2 separate regions of the Homo sapiens genome follow, and region 1 is linked to region 2. A link is an interaction called in ENCODE POLR2A ChIA-PET data of the cell type or tissue named here. Cell type or tissue: MCF 10A. All regions are shown on one strand. Each heading gives the region's core, and the rest is flanking DNA. Links, peaks and the distances in the headings are about the cores only. Region 1 has its middle 6.1 kb from the start of CCDST. Region 2 overlaps TCHH (trichohyalin).

Region 1 (5,357 bases), core at 131-5,130, 73 kb after region 2:
TCAGTAACCGGTCTGCTGGCTGAACCTCTTGCAAGATGCAGGCCCACCTTGTCCTGCTCCTGCAGGGTGGCATCCGGCCTCTGCATGACCATTCAGTCTGATGGGAGACTGAATAAACTGTCCCACCCTGGGACAATTCTAGCCATGGGGTATATTCATCTGCTTGGAGCTACAATCTGCCTGGGACTTTTGCTTCTTGGTTCCCATTCTGCCTTCTAGAACAATGTAAATCAAGTCTCATGAATGCTTTCTCTGTGTGACATCAGGAAACAATAGGCCAGTCTCTTTCTTACACATCCTCATCTCAGTCTCTATAGCCTCTGTCATTTCAATCCTTTCTCACATAAGATCTCAAGAACATTCCCAATCCTGGCTGCCATCTCTGTATATGCTATAGCTTCTCAAATCCTCTCATAAAACATGGTACTCAGAACTGACTGGTACTCATTTGTTCATATGTTCATTTATTCAACATATATTTATGGAGCTTACTGCATCCCAAACCCTGGGCCAATTTCTATACAAGATCAGATTCAATTCCCGACTGTGGTGCTTAATTTAAGAATCAAATCATCACATGCAAAAATAATTACAAACTGTGATACATCCTGTGAAGAAGAAATGCAGCACATTTTTTTTGGGAGCTTCTTAACATTAGAAGTCAGCATTAAAGGAGAGCCTAGTGCTTCTGGCCTATGGAGACAGAACCCAGAGCTGCAGAAGCCCTAGAGGAGATTTAGGATGGCAAGTCCTGGGCTTTCAAGAGGGACCTAAGCACACTTTTTGACAACTCACTTCCAAAAAGTGAGGAGTTCCAGGTATTTTCAGATCTGGTGGATTATACCAGAGTCATTCTCTCACCTGTGGTCTCTCTGTCTCACCTCCTTTTCTTCTTATCTGTTGGGAAAGACACAGGGAGAGACAGGCCAAAGTTGCACAAGAAGTCTTGGGAAAGGTTTTGGAAGAGTTTTGAGCCATGGCTCCCTAGGTTCAGCCAGTTCTGGGGAATGCTATGTTTCGGAAAGCCTTTGTTTTTGTAGACATCAAGTGCTGATTCTCAGCAGAGGCAGGGCTACATCCCCTCTAATGTCTTTCCTTTGCCAGGATGGGCAAAGGCTGGCTCAGTCATCCCAGGCTGGCCTTCTGGCTATGCCTCCAAGCTCTGGATGTCCCCTCTGGCTGGGTGAATGGCAAAGGTCAGTGTGGCTCTTCCTGCTGGCCCTGGTGCAGCAACTGTCCTGGGTACAGGCTGGATGGCACATGCCACAGTGAAGTGAGGCCCTGCTCTGTAGAAACCTAGCCTCCTTCCCTTGTCTCATAAGTGACAAGAGACCATTCAATAGCTGCTATTGTTGCTACTCTTGTTTCTCTATTAACATCATTGCTGTCATTACTGCACACTGACTATTCTAATCACTAATAAGAGGAGTTTTATTTTACCCAGAAGCCTGATAGCTTACCCAGGTCAGAAATAGTCAGAGGCATTATAAAAGGGCTTGTCCTGATTGCTCTGCCTGTGGAGTAGTCATCGTTTTATTCCTTTACTTTCCTAAAGAACTTGTGTTCACTTTAAAAAAACAAGAAACAAACAAGGGATTGTCCTGAAGACTAAGGACCCCTCGAGTGACACAGCCAGAGCCAGTGACAGGGTTCTGACCTTCTAGAAAACGAGGCACATTGGGATGATAAGGCTGAATGGTCTCCATCATAGACTTAAATGGAGTTTAATCCCCATCCATGTGGTGGACCAGGGAGGAAGGGGCCCACTCCCAATATTCTCTTTTGCTCTAGGCACTAAAGACCAGGATTTGGAGTGTGACCTCATTATTAAAAGGCAAGGAGTATATAAGGCCCAAAGAACTTGAGATCTGGGCCAACAAAAAAAGAGGCAAAAAGTCTGGAAGAGAACACAAGAATAGGAGTCCTCTTTGAGGCTAATCTGAAGTCACACATTATGAAGGTGACTTGTTTTCCCTGCTTGCTTTACCGAAAACCTTCCAAGAAGTAATTTCTCCAGCTATGCTTTGGGGACAGTTGAATGAGTCTATAGTGCCTCCTTGAGGAAGCACCTGGAAACAACCACCCTGAAATGAAATCAGTGTAGATTCATCTGTAGGCTTGGAAATTATAGTAAGTGATAAGCACTTGTTAACATGTTGTTGGGGGATGTTGGGGTAACAAGGACTAACAAAAAAGTCACCACGCTGTTTTTCAAAAAGGAGAGTGAAACATGTTTATTTCCCTTAGCAGTATTCAGGGAAAGGACATTCTGGTTCTTTAATTTAAAATATCTCTGAAAGTGAAAAATTCTCTGTCCTGACCCTCTGTTCCCCTGTAAACTTCTGATACATGGTGTAGACATCTGCGTGATCTTGTGCATTATGACAGGCACATCACAGTGTCCCGGACGGATGATGAGGCCCAGTGTCTATTACATGTGAATATTGGTGTCTGGCTTGCCAGGGGATGCTGAGTGTGGCTAGTGTGAGTCAGCATCCTGGAGCCCTGAGTCCCCTGGGTGAACCCATGGGCTGGCTCCTCAGCAATCAGCTTACCAGTGGAATAAACTCAGGTCAGATTATTCCACTGAAATGGCAGCTAGTTTGTATGCTAGCTTTGCAGCTTTCTGGGTGAACCAACTCTAGCTTCAAGTTGCTACAAGTTCACTGTTACATTTGGCATTGTGTTAAGGAATCAGGCACCACTGAGTACTTGTAAGAGGAATGTTGTAATAAGTGTCAGAAAAACTGGGCTCACATCCCAGTCCTTTCACTGATCAGCCATATATTGTTGGGCAGATCACTTTACCTCTATATTTTCTAGTTTTCTCAAATACACAACAGCTAGGGGTGGGAAGAAAAAAAGAGGACATCGTTCCCATTCAAGTCTAACAATCTTGGCACTAAGGTGCCTTGGGCATGGTCTTGGCAGTGCCTTGGGAGTCAAAGGAGATTACCCATTTCTCCATACTAATCACAGGCTCATGGAGTTGCTCTGGAATTTGGCATTTCCAGTGTGTTTTGCTCTAGGCCCTTCCCCTGTGGTCTTCATTTTATGCCAAGTTTCATCTCCTACCATTATGACCAAAAGTGTAAATAAAAACGTATAGTTGCTCACCAGTTCCTAAAGAGACCCCTTTGCAGAGGTGTCTGAGATTTTTATTTCTCAGATCAGGGCCTAAGCTATGAAGGAAGTGAGTGGGAAGAGCCCCTATGTTAGAGACAAGGTGACAAAATAGCTGGCGAAGCTATTACCAGAGTAATTGGACCCGCAGGCTGGGTAGATTTGTGTTTGGTTGCTTTTTAGTTGTGACCTGGCATAGAAGGCAGTTCAGCACCTTGCTCAGAGCTGATACTCAGTGAAGATGTGTTGAACTGAGACCAGGGCAGCAGAATTGGCAAGATCATGTGCTCCCAGGGCATAAACCTACTTCAGGGTTGTATGTTTGTGTCTCCCCCAATGGTGGTGAAGCTGCTGTACTGTCATTGAACTGTGTATGGAGTAGGCACTTAATGGCTTCTAAAGTGGGCCTGGGGCCTGATGGTGTTCTGACTGCCTTCTATAGGAAGTGTAGGCTCCTAGGCTTTTTGACTGGACTGGCCTGAAAGTGGCAAGGTGGGAGGCAGGCTCCTATGGAACAAGATGGGACTGGTCCTGTCCTGGGAGGCTTGGTGCAAAGGACAATGGAAGCCAGCGTCTGGGAGGCCAGTGACTTATTGAATGATGTACACCAATAAGACCAGACAGAGGTACAGGAAGAATCTTCTCCAAGAGTCCTCACTGGTGCAGAGTGCTTTAGCACAGATGACTCCAGATGCCATTGCCTTTGAGCTGTCCTTGAGCTCATCTCGGGAACTCCTTTAGGAGGACTCTGAGTCTTAGGTATGAAGCTCTGTTTTTGTTCATTCAATGCAGGGAGATGGAAAAAAAGAGGAAACATGGGAACGATGGAGATGGGAGGGAAAGGGGAAGTAAGAGGAGAGAGCAAAAGGGGCAAAGAGGGGAGCAGAGAGATGGGGAGAGAGAGAGAAAGGTGGAGGGAAAGCAAGGGGAAGAGAAGAGATGAGAAGGGGATCTGATGACACCCTAGGGCAGCTATAGAGTCAGGGGAGGTCCAGGCTATGGAGGTTTCTGTACCCATGTCTCCCTTTGCTTTCTTAGTTTTGTTCAGCCTGAGCCTCATCCCAAGATCCAGGGTCCTGTGCCATGGATTATACCACCCATGTGTGTCTACACCCAGAGCCCGTATTGCCACTGAGGAGACAGACATATGCCATTTTTCAAAGTAGGAGCTCCTTAGGGTAGGGGGCAATGATCTAACATGAACATAAAATCCCACATACAGAATCCACACAAGCCTCTCAAATTTGTCACCACTGGGGCAAATTCAACAAGCATTCACTGTGTAAGCTGCCATGTGTAGTGCTGGGAGGAAAGCCAGAGTTCCTCCCTCAAGGAACTTATGATTTAGTGGTGGTGGGGTAGTGTGCCCTTGTGTAAGCAAGAGAAATACATAGGTGTAGTGCAAGTGTGAACATTCTTTGTGTCTAATGATGGACTCCATGCTATAAGTACTCAGTGTTTACCAAGAAGAAAGATGCATATAGTTACCTCTAGGTTTGTTAACAGCTAGATCTAAGACAGGGAAGAGAGGATGTTTGCATTTGGGATCCCTGCTCTGCACTGAATGCTGCCCAAACTACTTCTGTGCTCACCAGGAGAGGACCATTAAAGGCAAAGGGAAGAAATACATCTGGGCTTGCTGGTCTAAGCTGAGAATTTCAGGGCTGACATCTGAAGGCAGAGCCAAGAAAAACTTCTAAGCAGTGAAAAACGCCAAACCCTGGGCTTGAGCTTCAGGGAGACTGAGGGGCAATTTAAATCTCTTTTCTGGTGGAGTAGAGGATCCTTTTATGGTTGGGATGGCTCGTGTTATCCTTCAAGGAGGCAGAGGTATGATGGTATGTCAGGTTCCTCCTGGGCCTGATTCTTTCTTTGAAATTTGCTTCTTCTATCCCTGAGGCACTTTGGAGTTGAGACTGAATAATAACCAGCCACACAAACCTGGGTTCTACCACAGAGTTCATCGTTAACAAACCGCGTGCCCTTGGGCTGGTAACTTCTTTCTCAGTTAAAGTACCCATCTGTTGACTTAGGAGCCAGAGGGTGTGTGAGTGTCTGTAGACACCTGGTGGCAGTTTGGAGGAATTACGTTCAGTATCATCAGGGAGCAAATCCCTGTGCATGCTGTTCAGGAGTGTCCCAAGTGCCCAAAAGAGCTTCCTGGGTTTGGAAGCTGAACTAGTCAATCTGATATCAGTTTGAGGAGCTCATCCTGGGAAAAGAGTCCTGTTTTT
Region 2 (5,357 bases), core at 145-5,144:
AACATCTGAGTTATCACTTGGTACCCAGTGTTTCTCATTTTCCCGTGCTCGAAGCTTTGGCAGGTGTCAAGATATTGGCAACATCACTTAAGGGCGGTATTGAGATCTCTGCTCTTGGATGTACTCATAGAGAGGGCTGGAGCGCACTGGGACACTGGCAAACTGATGAGTGCCGGGCTCCAGAAGCCGCCCATGGCCCTTCCCTTCTTGGGATTTTATCTCCCCGACTTGGCGGTGCCTCTGTTCCTCCTTCTGCTGGCGGCGGATGTGTTCTTCCCGTAATTTCCTTTCCCGTTCCTGGCGACGTTTCTGCTCCTCTTCTTGCCATAGTTCTTGTTCCTCACGACGACTCTTCTCCTGCGTGGCAAACTGCTCCTCCGCCCGGTACTGCCGGTCTCGCTCCTGCCGCAGCCTCTGCTCTTGTTCCTCAAGTTGGAGCTGCTCTTCTTCCCAGCGATACTTTCCGTCACGCTGTTGGGGGCGCAGCTGCTGTTCTTCCCTCTCCTGGCGTAGCTGTTCCTCCTCGCGGAATTTTCTGTCAGACTCTTGGCTGCGCAGCTGCTGTTCCTCCCTCTCCTGGCGGAGCTGTTCCTCCTCGCGGAATTTTCTGTCGCGCTCCTGGCGGCGCAGCTGCTGTTCTTCCCTTTCCGGACGGAGCTGCTCTTCCTCTAGGATTTTTCTGTAGCGTTCTTGGCGGCGCAGCTGCTCTTGCTCCGTTTCTTGGCGCAGCTGTTCCTCCTCACGGAATTTTCTCTCCAGTTCCTGGCGGCGCAGCTGCTGTTCCTCCTGGAGGAATTTTCTCTCTCGTTCCTGACGGCGGAGCTGCTGTTCCTCTTCGCGGAATTTTCTGTCACGCTCTTGGCGGCGCAGCTGCTGTTCCTCCCCTTCCTGGAGCAGCTGTTCCTCTTCACGGAATTTTCTGTCGCGGTCGTGACGCAGCTGTTGTTCGCGCTCCTGGCGGCGCAGCTGCGGTTCCTCCTCGAGGAATTTTCTGTCACGCTCTTGGCGGTGCAGCTGCTGTTCTTCCCTTTCCTGGAGCAGCTGTTCGTCTTCGCGGAATTTTCTGTCGCGCTCCTGGCGCAGCTGTTGTTGGCCCTCCTGGCGGCGCAGCTGCTGTTCGTCCTCCATGAATTTTCTCTCTTGTTCCTGGCGGCGCACTTTCTGTTCCTCTAAACGGAATTTTCTGTCACGCTCTTGGCGGCTCAGCTGCTGTTCCTCCCTCTCCTGGCGCAGCTGTTCCTCCTCGCGGAATTTTCTGTCACGGTCCTGACGCCGCTGTTGCCCGCGCTCCTGGCGGCGCAGCTGCTGTTCCTCCTGGAGGAATTTTCTCTGCCGTTGCTGGCGGTGCAGCTGCTGTTCCTCCTCGAGGAATTTTCTCTCTGGTTCCTGACTGCGCAGTTCCTGTTCGCGGAATTTTCTGTCACGCTCTTGGCGGCGCAGCTGTTGTTCCTCCTCCAGGAATTTTCTGTCACGCTCTTGGCGGTGCAGCTGCTGTTCTTCCCTTTCCTGGAGCAGCTGTTCCTCTTCGCGGAATTTTCTGTGACGCTCCTGGCGCAGCTGCTGTTCCTCCTCCAGGAATTTTCTCTCTCGTTCCTGGCGGCGCACCTGCTGTTCCTCTTCACGGAATTTTCTGTCACGCTCTTGGCGGCTCAGCTGCTGTTCCTCCTCGCGGAATTTTCTGTCGCGGTCCTGACGCAGCTGTTGCTCGCGCTCCTGGCAGCGCAGCTGCTGTTCCTCCTTAAGGAATTTTCTCTCCCGTTCCTGGCGGCGCAGCCGCTGTTCCTCCTCGAGGAATTTTCTCCCTTGTTCCTGATGGCGCAGTTCCTCTTCGCGGAATTTTCTGTCACGCTCTTGGCGGCGCAGCGGCTGTTCCTCCCTTTCCTGGAGCAGCTGTTCCTCCTCGCGGAATTTTCTGTCTGTCTCTTGACGGCGTCTCTTCTCTTCTCTTTCCTCTCTCAGCAACTGCTTTTCCTCTTGGGACTTCCTGTCGCGCCTTTTGGCTTCCTTTTGCTCTTCTCGCTCCAGCTGTTCTTCCTCTGGGAAATGCCTGTCGCGCTGCTGCCAGCGCCTCCTCTCTTGCTCACGATCTCGCTCTTGCTGTTCACCCAGCAGGTGCTGCAGATCTTGCTGGGATTGTCTGTCGCGCAGCTGGGAATCTTCCAACTGCCGGAACTGTTCATTCTCTCTGCCTTTGCAGTAAACCTTGTTATCACGAACTGCATTTTCTTTTTCTGGTTCCCACTGCCATTTCAGATCACTGCGCTGATCCTCATCCCGGTATCGCTGCTTCCTTTTCTGGCGCTGAAGCTCTTCCTCCTCCCGATACTGCCTCTCCCGCTCCTGGCGCCTTTTCTCCTGTTCCTCTCTCAGCAGCTGCTCTTCCTCCTGCTGCAGCTCCTCTTCCTCGCGGTATTGCCTCTCCAGCTCCTGGCGCCTTCTCTTCTCCGGTTCCTCTCTCAGCAGCTGCTCTTCCTCCTGCTGCACCTCCTCTTCCTCCCGATATTGCCTCTCCAGCTCCTGGCGCCTTCTCTTCTCCCGTTCCTCTCTCAGCAGCTGCTCTTCCTCCTGCTGCAGCTCCTCTTCCTCCCGACATTGCCTCTCCCGCTCCTGGCGCCTTCTCTTCTCCGGTTCCTCTCTCAGCAGCTGCTCTTCCTCCTGCTGCAGCTCCTCTTCCTTCCGATATTGCCTCTCCAGCTCCTGGCGCCTTCTCGTCTCCCGTTCCTCTCCCAGCAGCTGCTCTTCCTCCTGCTGCAGCTCCTCTTCCTCCCGATATTGCCTCTCCCGCTCCTGGAGTCTTCTTTTCTCCCGTTCCTCTCTCAGCAGCTGCTCTTCTTCCTGCTGCAGCTCGTCTTTTTTGCGGTACTGCCTCTCCCACTCCTGGCGCCTTCTCTTCTCCCGTTCCTCTCTCAGCAGCTGCTCTTCCTCCTGCTGCAACTCCTCTTCCTCGCGGTATTTTTTCTCCCGCTCCTGGCGCCTTCTCTTCTCCGGTTCCTCTCCCAGCAGCTGCTCTTCCTTCTGCTGCAGCTTCTTATCCTTCCGATATTGCCTTTCCCGCTCCTGGCGTCTTCTTTTCTCCCGTTCCTCTCTCAGCAGCTGCTCTTCCTCCTGCTGCAGCTGCTCTTCCTCGCGGTATTGTCTCTCCTGTTCTTGGCGCCTTCTCTTCTCGCGCTCCTCTCTCTGTAGCTCCTCCTCCTCCTCCTGCAGCAGCTGCTGTTCCTTCCTCAGCTGCTCTTGTAGGGCTGGCTTGGCGTACAGCGTGTGGCGGCGTCTCTTCCTTTCTTCTTCTAGTTGCCACCTCCATTTTTGGTCGCGGCGCTGCTCCTGGCTTCGCCTCCTCTCCTGATCCTCCTGGAGGCCGTCCTCCTCCTCCTGGAGCTGTTGGGCACGCTCCCGCCGCTGGAGCTGCTCCTCTTCCTCCAGGAACTGCAGCTCTTTCTCCCTCTCGCGTCGCTGGCGGCGCCGCTGCTCCTTCTCCTCCTCCTCCGGGAGAAACCGTTGTTCCCGCTGCTGGCGCTCCTCGGCCCTCAGCTGCCTCTCCCGCTGCTCCCGCAATGGGGGCCTGGCCGACAGCCTCTGACGGCCCCTCTCGCTCTTTTCCTCCGCCTGCCACTGCCATGTGAAGTCCCGGCGCTGCTCCTCTTCCTGCTGCTGCCGGTGAGCCCGTTCCTCCTCCTGCCATTGCAGCTCACTCTCCCGGCGCCGCCTCTTTTCCTCCTGCTCTTGGCGGCGCCTCTGCCCTTCCTGCTTGCGGGGCCTCGAGTAGACTTTGCTTTGCCGTGCGTCGGCCTCGCTTTCTAGCTGCCACTGCCACTTCGGGATGCGGCTCTTAATCCGCTCCCGGGCCTGTTCCTGCTCCTCCTCAGCTAGCTCCTGCTCGCGCCTCTCTTCCTCATGCTCGCGCTTCAGCCGCTGCTCGAGCCTCTCTTCCTCCTCCTCGCGCTTCAGCCGCTGCTCGCGCCTTTCCTGCTGCTCGCGCCTTAGTTGCTGCTGGCGCCTCTCCTCCTGCTCCTCGCTCTTCAGCAGCTGCTGGCGCCTCTCTTCCTCCGGCTCCTCGCGCTTCAGCCGCTGCTCGCGCCTCTCCTCCTGCTCGAGTCTCTCCACCTCCTCGCGCTTCAGTCGCTGCTCGAGCCTCTCTTCCTGCTCGCGCTTCAGCCGCTGCTGGCGCCTCTCCTCCTCGCGCTTCAGCAGCTGATCGCGCCTCTCCTCCTGCTCGCGCTTCAGCCGCTGCTCTCGCCTCTCCTGCTCGAGCCTCTTCTCCTCCTCGCGCTTCAGCAGCTGCTCGCGCCTCTCCTCCTGCTCGCGTCTTAGTTGTTGCTCGCTCCTCAACCGCTGCTGGAGCCTCTCTTCCTCCTCCTGGCGCTTCAGCCGCTGCTCGCGCCTCTCCTCTTGCTCCCGCCTTAGTTGCTGCTCGCGCCTCTCCTGCTGCTCGCGCCTCTCCTCCTCCTCGAGCTTCAGCCAACGTTCGCGCCTCTCCTCCTCCTGGTCGCGCTTCAGCTGCTGCTTGCGCCTCTCCTGCTCGTGCCTCTCCGTCTCCTCCTCGCGCTTCAGCCAATCGCGCCTCTCCTCCTGCTCGCGCTTCAGCCGCTGCTCGCGCCTCTCCTGCTCGTGCTTCTGCTCGTGCCTCTCCTCCTCCTGCTCGCGCCTCAGCTGCTGCTCGCGCCTCAGCTGCTGCTCGCGCCTCAGCTGCTGCTCGCGCCTCAGCTGCTGCTCGCGCCTCAGCTGCTGCTCGCGCCTCAGCTGCTGCTCGCGCCTCAGCTGCTGCTCGCGCCTCAGCTGCTGCTCGCGCCTCAGCTGCTGCTCGCGCCTCTCCTCCTCCTGCTCGCGCCTCAGCTGCTGCTCGCGCCTCTCCTCCTCCTGCTCGCGCCTCAGCTGCTGCTCGCGCCTCTCCTCCTGCTCGCGCCTCAGCTGCTGCTCGCGCCTCTCCTCCTGCTGCTCGCGCCTCTCCTGCTGCTCGCGCCTCTCCTCCTGCTGCTCGCGCCTCTCCTCCTCCTGCTTGCGCCTTAGTTGCTGCTCGCGCCTCAGCCTTTGCTGCTGCTGCTCTTCCTCCTGGCGCTCCCTCCTCAGCTCTTGCCGCTCCAGCTTCCGTAGCTGCTCTTCTTCCTCCTGGAGCTCTCTTTGCCGCTGCGGCTCCTCTTCCTGCAACTTCTCTTCTTCCTTCCGGAGCACTGTCTCGCGCTTCCTCCACTCTTTCTCTTCTTCCTCCTGGAACACTCTGTCTTGCCGCTCTCGCCTTTGCTGCTGTTTCTCCTCGCGGCCCTTCCTCCTCAGCTCCAGCAGCTCCCGCCTTCGCAGTTGCTCTTCGTCTGGAAACTCCTCAGTTTCGTGACCTTTGCAACTCTGCAGCTGCTCTTCCTCTG

The links. ChIA-PET counts read pairs that join two places held together with the same protein. Peaks named below come from ENCODE experiments on the same cell type or tissue, not always from the same donor. Only the 100,000 strongest peaks of a DNase experiment are listed, where the experiment ranks them.
Region 1: POLR2A ChIA-PET joins it to region 2 with 42 read pairs; 7 of 35 experiments call an interaction of 5 or more read pairs at or near these places.

The regions. Positions count from the first base shown.
Region 1 is chr1:152,180,572-152,185,928 of GRCh38, forward strand. No RefSeq gene overlaps it. Among named protein-coding and RNA genes, the nearest start is that of CCDST, 6.1 kb to the right of the region's middle. In MCF 10A, for the core only: a CTCF peak has its summit at 2,052 (motif pointing left); DNase peaks (open chromatin) are centred at 2,050 and 2,620.
Region 2 is chr1:152,107,298-152,112,654 of GRCh38, forward strand. TCHH (trichohyalin) reads right to left here. Exons shown (of 3, transcript NM_007113.4): 3 at 1-5,357. The coding sequence ends at 88. Among named protein-coding and RNA genes, the nearest start is that of TCHH, 5.5 kb to the right of the region's middle. In MCF 10A, for the core only: no CTCF peak of the experiment used is centred there; DNase peaks (open chromatin) are centred at 3,194, 3,424 and 3,724.